2 separate regions of the Homo sapiens genome follow, and region 1 is linked to region 2. Evidence: read pairs that join two places in POLR2A ChIA-PET (ENCODE). Cell type or tissue: GM12878. All regions are shown on one strand.

The links. Peaks named below come from ENCODE experiments on the same cell type or tissue, not always from the same donor. Only the 100,000 strongest peaks of a DNase experiment are listed, where the experiment ranks them.
Region 1: POLR2A ChIA-PET joins it to region 2 with 13 read pairs; 3 of 35 experiments call an interaction of 5 or more read pairs at or near these places.

The regions. Positions count from the first base shown.
Region 1 is chr11:75,945,751-75,948,250 of GRCh38, forward strand. All of the region lies in intron 6 of UVRAG (UV radiation resistance associated), which reads left to right. Among named protein-coding and RNA genes, the nearest start is that of UVRAG, 130 kb to the left of the region's middle. RefSeq lists an enhancer at 782-881. In GM12878, no CTCF peak of the experiment used is centred here; no DNase peak of the experiment used is centred here; H3K27ac peaks cover 1,318 bases.
Region 2 is chr11:75,823,078-75,825,577 of GRCh38, forward strand. All of the region lies in intron 1 of UVRAG (UV radiation resistance associated), which reads left to right. Among named protein-coding and RNA genes, the nearest start is that of UVRAG, 9.1 kb to the left of the region's middle. RefSeq lists an enhancer at 1,339-1,418. In GM12878, no CTCF peak of the experiment used is centred here; a DNase peak (open chromatin) is centred at 1,474; H3K4me3 peaks cover 2,052 bases; H3K27ac peaks cover 2,353 bases.

The sequences.
Region 1 (2,500 bases), 120 kb after region 2:
GCTAAGCTGCTTACAGTTCCTGAAAATGTTAGGGTACCTTTTTTTTGTTTTTGTACTTGTTTTTGCTTTTGTCTGGAATATCTTTCTCCCTTTTTATCTAGCTAATTCCTACTTTTCCTTCAAATGTTGGCTCAGTGTTTACCCCCTCCAAGAAGACTTTTGCTTCCACTTGACCCCGTCCCTAGAATAGATGCTCCTTTTTTATGTTCAGCCCTTACCCGATGCATGCCTGTGTTGTAGCCTGTATAATGCTGTTATGATTGTTTACAAACCAAGTTGTCTACAAAGTTTGAGCATTATGAAGATAATGCTCTGATCTCTGTATTTTTATTACTTAACAGAGGGCATGGTGAACATTTAGGCCTTCAATAAATGTTTATTGCATGAATATGTAAATAAATGGTATATTTTTAGAGAGCACAGACTGTCTGCAATGTTTTTTCTCTTAACACTAGACTCAGTATTAGCAACATAGAAAGTGCTCAATGTGAAGACAGGATGAATGAATAAATTTAAAGATACGTTAACATGATCAGATAAGGAATTAGGCTAAAGATTTATAATGTGCAGGTGTTATTTTGACTAATGTGATAATGTGCTCAGTAAATGGAATCATGAAGAGATGGCTGTGAAAGAAGGATAATTAATATTTGGATTGAAAGAATGTATTAGTTTTTGATTGCTGGATAATAAATTACCACAAATTTAGTGGCTTAAAATAATACCTGTTTTATTGTTTCTCGGTTTCTTCTTTAGGCCGGAAATTTGGGAACAGCTGACTTGGTTCTCTGCTTATGGTCTCATGAGGCTGAAATCAGTGTCAGCTGCGCTGTGTTCTTTTCTGGAGCTCAGGGTCCTTGTTTAAGCTCCCATGGTTTTTGGCAGAGTTCACTTCCTTGTGGTTTATAGGACTCAGCCTCTTGTTCTCTTGCTGATAGTGGTCTGAGGGCTGCTGTCAGCCCCATTGAGGCCACCTGCAGTTTCTTGCCATGTGGCCCACTTTATAGGCCCTCTCATGCTTCAAATCTCTTCTTTCAGGAAGGGCCAGTCCCTTTTAAGGGCTTACCTGGTTAGAGCAGACCTACCGTCTGTATTAGTCAGCTTAGACTGCCATAACAAAATACCAGTCTGGGTGGTTTTAACAACAGACATTTATTTTCTCAGAGATCTGAAGGCTGGAACTCTGAGATCAAGGTGCCAGCATGGTTCAGTTTCTGGCGAGGCTCTCTCCCTAGCATACAGATGGCCACCTGCCTGTTGTGACTTCACATAGCCTTTCCTTCTTGCATGCGTGTGGAGAGGGAGAGATCTTTTTCTCTTCCTGTTCTTTTGAGGCCACCCTATGACCTCATCAACTTTAATTACCTCCTGAAAGTCTTGTTTCCAAATATAGTCACATTAAGGGTTAGGATACTTCAACATGAATTTGGGGCGGGGGATGAAGGGATACAGTTCAGCCTATAGCACCCAGCTAATCTCCCTTTTGGTTAACTCAAAGTGAACTGATACGTGACCTTAATTATAGCCCCTCAATTCCTTCACCTTGTAAAGTAACATTTCTGGGAGTAATATCCTATGGTGTTTATAAGTCCTGCTAATAACCAAGAGAAGGGGATTATGCAGAGAATGGGAATCTTGGGGTGACATTTTAGAATTCTGCCTACCCCAAAGATAGTGGGATAAAATGCAGCAGCAGATTTAGTTGAGATACGAGTTATATTATGAATAGAATCGTAGAATAATGGAAGAGAAAAGCACACAGCAACCTGATATATAAGGGGAGGAATACTGAGCTTGGACACATATATTTGGAAGGTTTAACCTAAATAATGTGTCTGTGAAAAAGCACTTTGGAAACTAAAATTATTTAACATGTAAGGTGTTACTGATGCCAAGGTTTGTGGGGAGATGATGACAAGATTAGCTTAGGAACGATGGGTTTGTGGGTGGGAAATAAGCAGTGAAGACCACGGGCTTTGGAGTTAAACAAACCTGGGTTTAAATAGTGATTCTGCCACTTACCAGCTTCAGTTTTCTCACAGGTAGAACGGGAATGATTACGTCTATGGATTTTTGTGAGAATTAAATGAAATATCCATTTCAAGTTTTTAGCTTAGTGCCTGGCACATAGCCAGCACTAAATAAATATGTATTCATTCACCAACGAATTATTAAATAAATATATTCTATGTGCCAGGCACTGTATTAGGCCTCAGGTTTCTGGTAAATATTAATACTATTGTGCCTGAGCTAGATTTCATTGGACTTTGAATTGCCAGGCTAAAACAACAGAGTTTAAATGTTTATTTAAATCGCCCTGAGCTGTTTTCAAGCAAAGAATAACATCTAATATTAGCTTTTTAGAATTTGTGATTATTTGGTGCTAGTACATGGTGGTTTTTTTCTTTTGTATAAAGAGCTCAAATTTGCCTGTAGTCATTCTAATTATTGATACACTAAGACTTAAAAGATCTCCATACCTCTTACATCATTGTTTTGA
Region 2 (2,500 bases):
CAAAGACCAAATATGAAAAGTAAAGATTCTCCTAGTACCCCTATGGCACCCAGGGAATGACAGAGGTTTTAAGAGCTCTGCACCAGGAACTGTGTACAAAGACCAAAGTATATATTTATTATTGTAAATTGAAGGGCCACAGGTAGTGTTTGTCAGGTTTCTCTGCTATAAGGTTACTCTTCCTCCCCTTCCCTCTATACTGTAGTCTTTGGAAGGAAGTCACTATGTGTAGTCCACACTTGAGTGAGATCTGTGCTCCCCCTTCTTGAGGGTAGAGTATCTACATAAATTATTTGGAATTTTTCTGTATGGGAGATTAAATCATGGCTCATTTCAGCCTCTAACTCCTGGACTCAAATTATGTGCCTCAGCCTCCCAAGTAGCTGGGACCACAGGTGCACACCACCATGCCTGGTTCATTTTTTAATTTTAATTTTTGTAGAGACAGAGTCTTGCTATATTGCCCAGGCTGGTCTCTACCTCCTGGCTTCGAGCAATCCTCCCGCCTTGGCCTCCCAAAGCATTGGTATTACAGGCATGAGCGACTGCACTGGGCCGGTAACTTAAAGTCACACAGAGTGTCAACAAAGGGACTACAATCTAGGTGTTTCCTGTTTGCCCTAGACACCCATTCTTTGCAGGGTTCTGGTGAAAAGTTTTAAGTACCTCAGAGTTTGGGACCATCAGGCTTTATATTTTATTTCCTACAGCACTTGTGCCTAACACTGTGCTGATGATTTAGTAGGAACTCATGTACAGTTTTTTTGTTTATGAGTCTTTCCCTTGAAGAACTTTACAGCCTAAAGAGAACAAGGAAAGATTGGATTCAGTGGTATTGAAACCCATGCAAAAAAACATGATAGAAGCAGAAAAGTAGATCTAAAGCTTGATTTTGCTGTATAGGATAAATATTTTCCCTTTCTGTGTTTATGTTTATTTGGATACCCTACTTTTGCTAATCTAATTTAATCATTTTTCTATTACTAAAAAAAAAATCAGCTTTATTGGCAAGGCCGTTCATCTTATCAGGAACATGTGCCTCACGCAATGCACTACCATGCCGTGTACATTCATTCCTTCTGCAAATATTTACTAAGCCCCTTGTAACTCGAAGAAAAAATGTAATATATAGTTGAGTATCTAAAAAGTAAAATGATGGCAATTTTTTGTGCTGGTTTGGCTCTTATAAATAAAATGATATGAGGAAGCCTCAGAAACTTAAGATATCAGCATCTTGAAATCATTATTTTTATGTGACAAAATGCTATTAGGAATTTATGTTTTTTGTTTGTTTCTCTTTTTCCTGTGAAAATGAGTTTTTTTTTTTTTGAAAGGAAAAGCTATGTTTATTTAGTGTTTACTTTAAAATGTCTCTACAGGATCACAATTCTTTGTGGTAGAAAATTCAGAAGTGAAACTGACTAGAAATAGAGCACAAGCAGAATTGAAACTAATAAGTTGGGCCTGAAGTGAAACGTATGGTAGAATGAAAAAAAATTAGATTTTCATAGTTTCCAAATGTGTATTTTTGATAAGCTGTGTATTTTTACCTGTCAGACATGTTACTGCTGGGGAGAAAAAGAAGTTTGTCATTTTTTTTTTTTTTTTTTTTTTGAGGCGGAGTCTCACTCTGTCGCCCAGGCTGGAGTGCAGTGGCACGATCTCGGCTCACTGCAAGCTCCGCCTCCCGGGTTCACGCCATTCTCCTGCCTCAGCCTCCCTAGTAGCTGGGACTACAGGCGCCTGCCACCACGCCCGGCTAATTTTTTGTATTTTTAGTAGAGATGGGGTTTCACCGTGTTAGCCAGGATGGTCTCGATCTCCTGACTTCATGATACGCCTGCCTCGGCCTCCCAATGTGCTGGGATTACAGGCGTGAGCCAGCGCGCCCGGCCAAGTTTGTCATTTTCAACGTACTGGAATGTGTACAGCTACAAACTGAAGGTGTTTTAGAAAAAGACATCTGTCTTATGAGAGAGGTTGAAACATTTTAGGTTTATGCTTTGTTTTAGGTTTAATGACATAAGTAATGTCTTTTTTTTTTTTTTGAGACAGCGTTACCCTGTTGTCGCCCAGAATGGAGTGCAATGGCACGATCTCAGCTCACTGCAACCTCTGCCTCCCAGGTTCAAGTAATTCTCCTGCCTCAGCCTCCCGAGTAGCCTCCCGAGTAGCTGGGGTGCCCACCACCCCACCTGGCTAATTTTTGTATTTTTAGTAGAGACGGGTTTCACCACATTGGCCAGACTGATCTCGAACTCCTGACCTCAGGTGATCCACCTGCCTCGACCTCCCAAAGTGCTGGGATTGCAGGCATGAGCCACTGTGCCTGGCCAGTAAAGTCTTATATTGTTAAATTTTTTCAATGCCTTGTACAGTATTTTAGCAGTTGCCTCCTTAGATTATAAAAGTAGACGAGTACACACAGAATGGAAACTTGACATTGGAATTTTACAATTCATAGTATACCTTCTTGATTTAGTATCACATAACCTTGTTT